Regions from separate parts of the Homo sapiens genome. Here regions 1, 2 and 4 are each linked to region 3. A link is a contact called in ENCODE Hi-C data. All regions are on one chromosome and are shown on one strand. Each heading gives the region's core, a stretch centred on a gene start or an enhancer-like site at or near the end of the contact. The rest is flanking DNA. Distances are from core to core; before and after follow the strand shown. Region 1 holds the start of HM13 (histocompatibility minor 13). Region 2 holds the start of BCL2L1 (BCL2 like 1). Region 3 holds the start of DHX35 (DEAH-box helicase 35). Region 4 holds the start of ID1 (inhibitor of DNA binding 1).

Region 1 (2,749 bases), core at 101-2,600, 7.4 Mb after region 3:
AGTGAAAAGTCATTGGTACAACGGGCTAGAAAGGGCTTAATATAGGGAAGAAGTGGGGCAGGGAAGGGGGAGGGAGAAGCAGAAGGTGAAATGTGCTGGAGTCCTCCTAGTTATCCAATAGGACAGATGTTGAGGAAGGCCAGGGATGGAGTCTGGCCCAGTCTCACAAGAGGGGCCAACAGTGGCCCAGCAGACAGGCCCAGTTTGGTGGGGGGATTGTCTTGGGGGTATGGGGAGAAGGGCTACTTTGAGATAGGGTCAAAGGCTGGGTGGGAAAAGGGTTACAGGTTAGGAACAAGGTCTAGGTTTTGACTAGGCCATGTCCAAGGTTGGATGGTAGTTAAGAGAGGAAACCAGGAAAATAAGACGTCCATGCCTAGTTGGAAAGTAGAGGCACCAAGATGCCAGCTTCTGAGGAGCCAGCTGACTGGGATGGTTCCAGAAAGTGATGTGAAAAACTGGGCTCTAAGAGATCATTGTTTTTGAGGCAGGGGCAAGGGCCAGGTGTGGGGGATCTAGGTGAGCACATAAGGTGCCATAGATTCCAGTGAGACAGGAGTCAGAGTCTAGGGATGGGTCTGGATGGTAGAAAGGGCCCTGCGGTGGGCTGAGGCAGGGTTCCTAACAGGGAATGACACGAAATTGTACCATTCAGTAAGTTGTGAGGACCAGTATCCATCAGGTATACATGATGGGGCTGATCTGCCTGGGCCCAACAGGCTCAGAACAATCAGTGCCCGAGTCGCAGTGGGGGACGGGCTGACAGCGTTCCCAGCCGCGGCATGATGCACAGGGAGGGAAGTGTCAGGGTCCGGGTCGGGAGCAGAAGCAAGTTCCTATTGGGGAAGGTATCATACCCTGGTCGGGGGTCGGTGCCCAGATCCCGGGGTAGGAAATGCCAGCCCCGGAATGTGGGCCCGAGACAGAGGGAACGGTGGTGATCAGGGCTGGGAAGAGTCAGTGTCCGGGGAGAGGTGTCTGTCCCGCCTAGGAAGGGTCCATGTCGGCCGTGTTCGGTATGGGGGTGGAAAGTGCCCGGTTTTCCCGCTGACCCTACCTTGCCGCGGGCGCAGCGTACGGAGCGCAGGGCGCCGAAGAAGATGGGCAGCAGCGCCATGAGCAGGAGGCTGCCGTAGGCCAGCGCGATGCCCTCGGGCGTGGAAGGCGGCCGCGTAGTGCTGTTGGTGGGGCCGCCTGCCTCGGCACTGCCGTTATGCGGATCGCTGAGGGCCGAGTCCATGGCGAGGGTGCGTTCGGGATCCGACTCCAGCTCCGGTTGCTGCAGCAGGGACGCAGGCGGAGACACCGGCTCTGCAGGGAAAGCCACGTTCCCCTAAGGCAACAGGAAGTGACGTGCTCCCTCCCAAGCCCGCGCCGCGCACGCGCGCACACACGCTTGCACGCACGCGCGCGCGCGTGCACGTCTCCCCGCCCGCTCGCCCTCTAGCGGTGGCCGAGGGCCGGGCGGCGGGTTGCTAAGCAACTTGTTAGCGGTCCGGACAGGGGCTCTGGGCCACTGCGGTGGGCATGCGACCCGAATGCCCATTTCCCAGTCCCAGCCGGTCTCCTCAATCCCCTGCTGTCCACTCTCCGCAAATCCTCATATTCCGAATAACTAAGAATGTGTTTATTCATACATGCATTTATTGGGTATCCAATTGTTTATTCACTCCTTAAATATTTATTGAATGTCCCTCAATATGCCAACAACTGACCTAGGCTCTGGGGACACTGAGGTGAACAATACAGGCAAAAGTTCCTCCTTGCCTTCGTGAAGTTTGCATTTTAGTGCAGTGTGTGTGGGGGGACGTTGGGAAGACAATAAAGAAACTGAACAAAATAAAAGTCTGTAAAATGGGCTGGGCGCAGTGGCTCACGCCTGTAATCCCAGCACTCTAGGAGGCCGAGGCGGGTGGATCACCTGACGTCACGAGTTCGAGACCAGCCTGACCAATATGGTGAAACCCCGTCTGCACTAAAAATACAAACAATTAGCCGGGCGTGGTGGCACGCACCTGTAATCCCAGCTACTCGGGAGGCTGAGGCAGGAGAATCGCCTGAACCCGGGAGGCGGAGGTTGCAGTGAGCCAAGACTGAGCCATTGCACTCCAGCCTGGGCAACAAGAGCGAAACTCCGTCTGAAAAAAAAAAAAAAAAAAAAAAAAAAAAAGGCCAGGCGCGGTGGCTCACGCCTGTAATCCCAGCACTTTGGGAGGCCGAGGTGGGCAGATTGCGAGGTCAGGAGATCGAGACCATCCTGGCTAACACGGTGAAACCCCGTCTGTACTAAAAATATAAAAAATTAGCCGGGCGTGGTGGCGGGCGCCTACAATCCCAGCTACTTGGGAGGCTGAGGCAGGAGACTGGCTTGAACCTGGGAGGCGGAGGTTGCAGTGAGCCCACTGCACTCCAGCCTGGGCGACAGAGTGAGACTCTGTCTCAAAAAAAAAAAAAAAAAAAACAAGAAAAATTTGTAATTTGTAAAACGTTAATGTATAGTTATGTGTTACATAGCATGTTAATGCAGATAAATAGAGAAAAATAAAGCAAAAGAAAGTAAGGTGTGTGTGGAGTTTGCAAATGTATTGAGAGCCTACTATGTGCCAGGCAATTATAATACCTTACGAGTTCATGCCCCTGTACAATTTATAAAGCTTTGTGGCTCTTTTCAGAATTTGAAGAATCTGTTTATTTATGTGATTCTTATTTTTGATATTGTTAAAAAAGTTAAAAATATATATTTTCTTAG
Region 2 (2,700 bases), core at 170-2,669, 7.2 Mb after region 3:
ATTACCCATTTTACAATTGAGGACATTGAAGCACAGAGCAGTTGAGAAACTTGCCTAACTAGCAGAGTTAGAATCCAGACAAAGTGCTTAACCACAAGGCGATGCTTCTTCTATATATAAACTGACGGACGGATGAAATAGGCTGATTGACTGATGAGTGACTGACTGACTGACTGAATGAATAAATGGAAATGTGATTATAAATGTTGATTTTTTGCGCCTCCCGATTCCCCAGATCTACCGCGAGGGGGCGATCTCTCCCCGGTCCTGATGCCAGTCACTCAAGGCGCGCACTCCCTTTGCGTCTCGGGCTCGCGCGCGTTGCCGCGGCACCGGAAGTGACTGAGCTTGCAAGTTCCCCTGTCTCTTCAGGGGAAACTGAGGCCGGCTTGTTCGGGAGAGACGGCGCGAGCAGTCAGCCAGGTAGGCCGGCAGCCAGGTAGGCCGGCCCGGGTCCGCGGCGCGGAACTCGGCCGCGAAGAGCTCTTGCGTCTGGAAGCTACCGGGCCGATGAAGGGGGATGTGGCCCCCCACGGCTCGCGGGGCTCGCAGGTGAGAGCGCCGCCTCCCCTGTGCGTGACAGCCGTTGCGCCCAATAGGAGCCTTCGCCGTCCCGCTTCCGTGCCGGCTGGGCTCGCTGATTGGCTGCGCTGGGGCGGACCGCCGGGGGCGAGGCCCCTCCTCTCAGGAAGGTCTAGGGGGCGCCCCCGGGGGAGGGCGGTTGCCTAGCAACGGGGCGGTGGCTCGGCGGGTACCCGGCCTAGTGAGCTCGAGAAGCCGCTAGGCCGCAGCCGGCCCACCCTGGGCTCCGGAGAGGTGCAGCCCCCGGCCCCGGAGCCCTCCCGGGGGCGCCAGAAAGCCACTTTGGGCCTGTCCCCAGGAAAACGTGGTCTCAGCTGTGGGGCCGTCGAGCAGGCCTCGACCCCTCTTCCTGACCTGAGGAGAGGCCCAGCGCCTCACCCTCACCCAGTCTTTGTGCAGGGCGCCGGCGGCCATTGTGTCCGGGCGGGGAATGGAGGACCCGGCAATCCCCAACTGCCACGTTCTGGGCCTTTGGGGAATTCAGAGCAAACCAGCGGCATTTGTTGGGGGTCTCCGGCCTTCAACATCACAGACAGGCCTGGGGGTGGCCTTCCCAAAGTCAGATTGCAGATCTGAGGCAGTTTCCCCCTCCCTGCGTCCCTCACTGAAACCTTGAACCCCATTGAGAAGTCCCTTTAGGGTTTCGGACGCCTCCACCTCACCCTGGGCTGGTGCTTAAATAGAAAAAAGAAAAACAAAAACCAACTAAATCCATACCAGCCACCTCCGGGAGAGTACTCCTGGCTCCCAGTAGGAGGCGGAGAGCCAAGGGGCGTGCAAGAGAGAGGGGGCTGGGCTCCCGGGTGGCAGGAGGCCGCGGCTGCGGAGCGGCCGCCCTCGATCCGGGCGATGGAGGAGGAAGCAAGCGAGGGGGCTGGTTCCTGAGCTTCGCAATTCCTGTGTCGCCTTCTGGGCTCCCAGCCTGCCGGGTCGCATGATCCCTCCGGCCGGAGCTGGTTTTTTTGCCAGCCACCGCGAGGCCGGCTGAGTTACCGGCATCCCCGCAGCCACCTCCTCTCCCGACCTGTGATACAAAAGATCTTCCGGGGGCTGCACCTGCCTGCCTTTGCCTAAGGCGGATTTGAATGTAGGTGGTGCGGGGGAGCGGGAGTGGGGCGGGGGGGACTGCCCAGGGAGTGACTTTCCGAGGAAGGCATTTCGGAGAAGACGGGGGTAGAAAAGGCTGGTGGGAGATTCAGAGTCCACTGGTGCTTTCGATTTGACTTAAGTGAAGTATCTTGGAACCTAGACCCAGACCTTCGTAAGACCCACAAAGAAACCAGTTCTGGTACCTGGAGGGGGAATGGAATTTTTAGGGTAAATGGCATGCATATTAATTATTTTTTTTTCCTGAAGCTCTTTCTCTCCCTTCAGAATCTTATCTTGGCTTTGGATCTTAGAAGAGAATCACTAACCAGAGACGAGACTCAGTGAGTGAGCAGGTGTTTTGGACAATGGACTGGTTGAGCCCATCCCTATTATAAAAATGTCTCAGAGCAACCGGGAGCTGGTGGTTGACTTTCTCTCCTACAAGCTTTCCCAGAAAGGATACAGCTGGAGTCAGTTTAGTGATGTGGAAGAGAACAGGACTGAGGCCCCAGAAGGGACTGAATCGGAGATGGAGACCCCCAGTGCCATCAATGGCAACCCATCCTGGCACCTGGCAGACAGCCCCGCGGTGAATGGAGCCACTGGCCACAGCAGCAGTTTGGATGCCCGGGAGGTGATCCCCATGGCAGCAGTAAAGCAAGCGCTGAGGGAGGCAGGCGACGAGTTTGAACTGCGGTACCGGCGGGCATTCAGTGACCTGACATCCCAGCTCCACATCACCCCAGGGACAGCATATCAGAGCTTTGAACAGGTAGTGAATGAACTCTTCCGGGATGGGGTAAACTGGGGTCGCATTGTGGCCTTTTTCTCCTTCGGCGGGGCACTGTGCGTGGAAAGCGTAGACAAGGAGATGCAGGTATTGGTGAGTCGGATCGCAGCTTGGATGGCCACTTACCTGAATGACCACCTAGAGCCTTGGATCCAGGAGAACGGCGGCTGGGTAAGAACCAAGCCCCTTGTGTGTCCCTTTTCTTTGGCCTCTGGTCAGAGATCCCCAACAGCCCTTCT
Region 3 (2,802 bases), core at 302-2,801:
AGCTCATCTTCTTTACCACCACCTTACTCTGTCTCATTGTAAAATCTCTTCTAGAGGACATCTAACTTTATATTCAATTAAGAGAGAGACAGTAACTTGAGAGCAGAGCCCTGAGCATCTGTATTTGTCTCCTGAACACAGGATTAGGTTTTCAATAAGTGTACCCTCAATGGATGAACTAAATAATGAAATAGAACTCTTAAGAGTAATTCCACGTTCTTTAACCAAAATAGTACCCTGGTCTGATTTCAAACAATTAATTCAGCTCTTTATTATACCTAACACTTTCACCTGTTACTAAAAGCGTGAATAAATTAAAAGTATTCATTACTTAGTAAGTTCCTAGTTTTGGATGCAAATAAAACTCAGGATGGATAATTGGCTGATGACTTGAAATGCTGAACCATAAAACTGTCAAGTGACAGACTACAAATTTTTAAAAAGCATTAAACATATCTCTTGCTTGGGTTTATCTCTCACATCACTTATATGCATGGTCAGAATTTCAGAGAACCACTGAAAAATTAAAAGCTTTGCTTATATTACATTCTTGGTGTCATTTCATTTTTGCTGCAATATACTTTGCACATCCAGACCTGCAGGGGTGCAGGTGGTAGAAAAAAATCAAGCTGGTAGCTGTAATTTAAAAACTTTTGTTTTTTACAAGAAACTGTTTGCAGAGAGGAAGTAATGCATCTAGTACGGTCTGGCATATGCACATTCAGTAAAAACCTGATTAATGAGTAAATATCAAGACAAAACAAGTAAAGCATTTTGTGATTGTGATTCGTGTTAGTCTGTAAGAGAGGAAGTGGCTGGCAGCCAATATGAAGGACTGTTCCCTTTTCTAGTAGACATTCGGAGTGGACAACAATTATCCTAAAAGAAAATAACACACTTTCCCTTTTTTTGAGCATTTATTCTAAGTCTGACAACGCGTTCTGCTTGTCATTTAAGCCCACAGCATAGAAGCTATTGTTCTGCCCACTTTACAGGTAAAGAAGTCATGGCTCAGAGGCATTAAGTGACTCGCCCAAGGTCACCCTACTACAAGGCAGAGACGAAAATTCGAACCCGGACAGTCTGACTCCATAACTTGGGCTTGCAAGCCTCCAGCAGCGAGCAGCATTGTCTGTCGGGCCACAGCGCAACCCCAGGGCGCTAACGAGACACGAGAGGGAGCTTTAGGATTCCCCATCTCGCGGGGTGGGCAGGACAAGCATCAGTAACGAGGAAGACGAGGCCTGAGGAGGCTGGACCACTTTAACAAGGTCACAAAGAGTTTCTGCTCACGCTAGGGGAGCACCCCCAAATCCCTCGGGACCACTGGGGAGCCTGAGCCAGAGCTCCCCCCGCACAGAGGCGGCAGCGCCCAGCTCGCCGAGGTCAGGCCTGCGAGCAGGTCTGCTGGCCCCAGGGCGCCGGCCGCGGCGCCAAGACCGAAGTCAGGCCGCCGCATCTGCCCAGCGTTCCACCAAGGGCCTTACCGGGTCGCCAGAACTTCACCGGTCCCACGGGCGCAGCCATGTTGGGGTAAAAGGTCACGAGGCTAGCTCCACCCCACCGTCGCGCGCTAGGCCCCCAGGGCCCGGAGGGCGTGGCCCCCGAAGAGCCGCTGCCCAGACGGATCGCGCCGTGTGACGGCCACGCCCCCACAGCTACCGCCCCCGTCTGAGCCACGTGACCCACTTCCAGGCTCCGGCGAGCGCACCGGCCCCGCCCCCGAGCCCACGTGACCCTGCTCAGCCATTTTGGAGAAAAGGGCGCGCTCCTCCGCCTACCTCTTGAGCGTGGAGGGTAGATGCTTCAGGTGACCTTTTACGAGCGTGGCGTGTCCTGGATGGCGGCCGCACACTTAGGAAGAACGGGCTTTGGGAGAGGACCGCTGGCCCGAGAGTGGAACCTTGCACGCACTGGGCGTTGAAGCAGTGCTTTCTGGATTAAATACGAAATACTGATGTCACAAGCTACCTCAACTTGTCGACTTCTGTTTTATTCTCAATTTCAAATTGAAGGGTAATAATAGGAACTACCTCGTGGGTTGTATTTGTCAGTAAATATTGCGCGCCTGCTGTGGGCCCAGGTAGTGCGGCACAGTGCCCCAAATAAAACAATGCGAAATGATATGGAAGTCTTCAGGGACCTTGAGGGCAAAACGGAAAAACGGACTGGGGGTGGGGTGGAGCGAATGGGTTGGCAGAAGAGACTGAAAATGGGTAGATCAATTAAGGTAGTCCACCAACTCAGTGCTTCCTCCAATTTGATACCCTTGAGTCAAATGCTTGTTAAAAACACAGATTCTAGGCCTTGATCCAATTCTGAATCGATGTCCTGGAGCATGGCTTGGGAACCTGCATTTTGAGAAGCTCCTGAATTCTTCAGATTAACAAATTTGGGAAAGATTACACTAATCCATCAGACGAAAGGTGAGGTCAAAGAAAAAGAAATTACAGTAATCCAAAGGAGCGCTAAGAAGGGGTGATGAGCTCAAGTGGAGGAAATAACTTTCTAGGTAGGCAACTAATTGGAAGGAAGTGAGAGGCTTCAGAATCTATGCATTTTTAAAGCTGTGAAGAAAATTCTGAATTCTTTGAAAGAAGTGGCATCATTATGGCAAGAGCAGGGGCTTTTGTGGACAACCAGTCCAGACTTGGAATCGTAACTTTGCCATTTCCTAGCTCCTAGCTGTCATTTAATTTTAGTTGTAAAATGAGGTTTAAAGAGGTATTACATGAGATAACATGTAAAGTACCTAACAGTGCAAAACATAGCAGGCACTGAATCAATGTTAGCTCTCATTAC
Region 4 (2,788 bases), core at 254-2,753, 7.4 Mb after region 3:
AACAACCTCCCCAGGTGATCTAGATGGCCCAATGATCACTGTGAGAAACCCCAGAGGTCTGGAGTATTTAGTTTTATAACACTGGGGAGCAGGGAAATGGGCAGGGATGGTGGGGGAAGAATAGACTTTAAAGACACCGGAAACACTCATTCAGGCCGGTAAGAGCAACAATCCAGATGTAGCCCTCCAATTCTCCTCCCAGAACCAGCTGTGAAGAGGGTCAGGGGTCAACCCCCAGCCCAGGCCCCTCCCCTCAACCCAAGAAGTCACTACAACTTTACCACCATCTAAATTATTTGTTTAATAACAAAAAAACAGCCCCACAGAACTATTGTAAAACAATATTTTCAGTCGGTGATCATTGTAATATACAATACAAAGCAATTTCCTCAGAAATCTGAGAAGCACCAAACGTGACCATTTTTTAAAATGTCTGCTTTTCAAAAAATAGAAACACACGAGTGGAATCCCACCCCCTAAAGTCTCTGGTGACTAGTAGGTGTGCAGAGAGGAGCGCCCTCTCCTCGCCAGTGCCTCAGCCTCAGCCCCAGGCTGGATGCAGTTAAGGGCGCAGTGGCCGCCGATCGGTCTTGTTCTCCCTCAGATCCGGCGAGGCGCGTTGGGGGAGACCCACAGAGCACGTAATTCCTCTTGCCCCCTGGATGGCTGGGGTCCGCCGGTCCCTGGGGGAGGCGCTTCAGCGACACAAGATGCGATCGTCCGCAGGAACGCATGCCGCCTGTGAAAACGAGAAGAAATGAGACCGGCGGGTTGGAAGGGACGCCGCTCCGAGCGCAGCGAACGCCCCCTTCCCCAGGAAGCACGACGGGGGAGCGCTTTTTCCAGGCTCCTTAGGCACCCCCGCATAGCCAGGTACCCGCAAGGATGGGACGGAAGTGGTGCAAGCGCCCACGCCCTCTCTGGCCTCCGTTTCCCCGTCGGTATAAGGATGATCTAGTGGTCGGATCTGGATCTCACCTCGGCCGTCAGGGCGCTGATCTCGCCGTTGAGGGTGCTGAGCGGAGCCCGGACCGGCAGCCCTCGGCCCCCGGGGGTTCCAACTTCGGATTCCGAGTTCAGCTCCAACTGAAGGTCCCTGATGTAGTCGATGACGTGCTGGAGAATCTCCACCTTGCTCACCTTGCGGTTCTGGGGCAGGGTGGGCACCAGCTCCTTGAGGCGTGAGTAACAGCCGTTCATGTCGTAGAGCAGCACGTTTACCTGCTGCTCGTCCAGCAGGGCAGGCAGGCGCGCCCCGGCGCCCCCGGCGCAGCGCGAGATGGCCACGCTCTGCTCAGACAGACAGCGCACCACCTCGCCCGCACCGCTCGCTGTCTTGCCGGCCTTCAGCGCGCAGCTGGGGCCCGCGGCGGCGGTGGCGGTGCTGCCACTGGCGACTTTCATGATTCTTGGCGACTGGCTGAAACAGAATGGGCAAAGCGAAAAAAATGAGGTGGAAGCCCGAAGCAGATACGGAAAATGGAACAGTTAAGAACGTGGAATGAGAGTGCGGAGCCACAGCTTGTCTTTTATAAACACGCCACGGCCCCCGGAGGGGCGGGCTCAGAACGTTCAAAAGCAGCCAATGGGCGGCATGGGGGCGTGACCCGCGCTCCTAGGTCCAGCCTCCTGCTCGTCTAGTGCCTGCTCGCAGTGTGGAAAGACGACCCGGGTTTCAGAACAGCAAGGGTGGGTCGGTGGCAGGGCACCGGGCAGGGCAGCGGGTAGAGGCGAGGGCCGCACTGGGCTCCTCTGGAAGGAGGCAAGGAAGCTAAGCAGGCATTGCCTTATAATGAAAAGACCTCAGGAATCAGTTTTTCCCATATTCACTTTCTCACTTCTCCAGCTCCATTTCACAGATGAGAGAAATTGAGGCCCGAACGGAGAAGCGGCTGGCTCTGGATAGCCCAGAGAGCCTGGGTTTCCGGACCCTCTTGGAAGATGCTTCTCGGACCCTGATCTACAAATATCAGGACCGAAATTTAAAGCGGGCGCTCCTTTACATCTGCTCCCCTGGGCTTTCTCAATTCCTAAATAATGTTGCTGTTCGTGTTCCTGAGACCCGGAGGGCCTACCCAGATCCCTCCCGGGTGGGAGCAATTAATTCGGGAAAGTCTAGTAAGTTTGGGGCTGGGTGGCTGGGAAGTGAACTAGATAGAGCGCAGTGGAGTGAGGCTGCATTCGATTCCACCTTGAATTTGCAGCTCCTTGCAAAAATTTCCTGAACCTGCAACAGTTCGTGATTTTTTAATGTTTTTTCCCATTTTTGGCTGCTTTTTAAATTTTCTTCTCAAAGACCTCAGAGCAGGGTCTCCCTCCCACGGCGCGGCAGCTGCGGAGCTACAGTCTCCCCCCTCCCTTCCCGGGCCGGTCTGTGTCAGCGTCTGAACCAGCGGCTCAGACCGTTAGACGCCAGGCCTGTGACGTCACCCATTCATAAAACCCGGACGGACTGTCAGGCTGGCGCCGCGCGGGCGGTCGCCATGGAGACGACAAACTGGTCTAGCTAGTTCCCGTGCTCCCCCCAGCCCGTCACCTGCAGACCCCGGGCGGGAGGCCTGGGAATGCGTTTCTTGCGGGCGCGGTCGCTGAGCAAGGGTCACCTTACCTCCCCGCCCCACACCTGCGAGTCTCCCAACCCAGACCCACAGCTTGGGCCGCTTGGGGTTTCTTCACCGCTCCCCCCACCTCTCCGCCCCAGCTACCCCTTCCAGCGTGGGGAAAAAGGCCTGAGTTCTCTTTCCAGCTCTGCAGCTGAGTGAATTCAGGCGGGTCGCATGCCCTCTCT

Evidence for each region. Hi-C counts contacts between places; a loop is a spot of excess contacts on that map. Pooled maps may share reads with other maps.
Region 1: a loop to region 3 is called in a pooled map, with 15 times the contacts of the local background. The contact joins the promoter of HM13 here to the promoter of DHX35 in region 3. A Hi-C loop is called at or near these places in 6 of 50 pooled maps.
Region 2: a pooled map shows a loop between it and region 3 (15-fold over the local background). The contact joins the promoter of BCL2L1 here to the promoter of DHX35 in region 3. A Hi-C loop is called at or near these places in 5 of 50 pooled maps.
Region 4: a loop to region 3 is called in a pooled map, with 3 times the contacts of the local background. The contact joins the promoter of ID1 here to the promoter of DHX35 in region 3. A Hi-C loop is called at or near these places in 3 of 50 pooled maps.

The regions. Positions count from the first base shown.
Region 1 is chr20:31,513,043-31,515,791 of GRCh38, reverse strand. It overlaps HM13 (histocompatibility minor 13), which reads right to left and starts at 1,350. Exons shown (of 13, transcript NM_178581.3): 1 at 1,058-1,350. The coding sequence starts at 1,240. RefSeq lists a silencer at 684-753.
Region 2 is chr20:31,721,587-31,724,286 of GRCh38, reverse strand. BCL2L1 (BCL2 like 1) reads left to right here and starts at 1,419. Exons shown (of 3, transcript NM_138578.3): 1 at 1,419-1,669; 2 at 1,939-2,632. The coding sequence starts at 2,069. RefSeq lists enhancers at 321-520, 290-1,044, 1,051-1,110, 1,045-1,800 and silencers at 551-1,000, 1,207-1,501, 1,401-1,510, 1,561-1,680.
Region 3 is chr20:38,961,093-38,963,894 of GRCh38, reverse strand. DHX35 (DEAH-box helicase 35) reads right to left here and starts at 1,551. Exons shown (of 22, transcript NM_021931.4): 1 at 1,488-1,551. The coding sequence starts at 1,527. RefSeq lists an enhancer at 1,217-1,526 and a silencer at 1,567-1,686.
Region 4 is chr20:31,604,004-31,606,791 of GRCh38, reverse strand. It overlaps ID1 (inhibitor of DNA binding 1), which reads right to left and starts at 1,503. Exons shown (of 2, transcript NM_002165.4): 1 at 979-1,503; 2 at 282-739. The coding sequence starts at 1,404. The coding sequence ends at 698. It overlaps LOC105372588 (a long non-coding RNA gene), which reads left to right and starts at 1,597. Exons shown (of 2, transcript XR_936669.2): 1 at 1,597-1,689; 2 at 1,847-2,101. RefSeq lists enhancers at 1-349, 396-1,065, 1,066-1,736, 2,126-2,305, 2,041-2,788.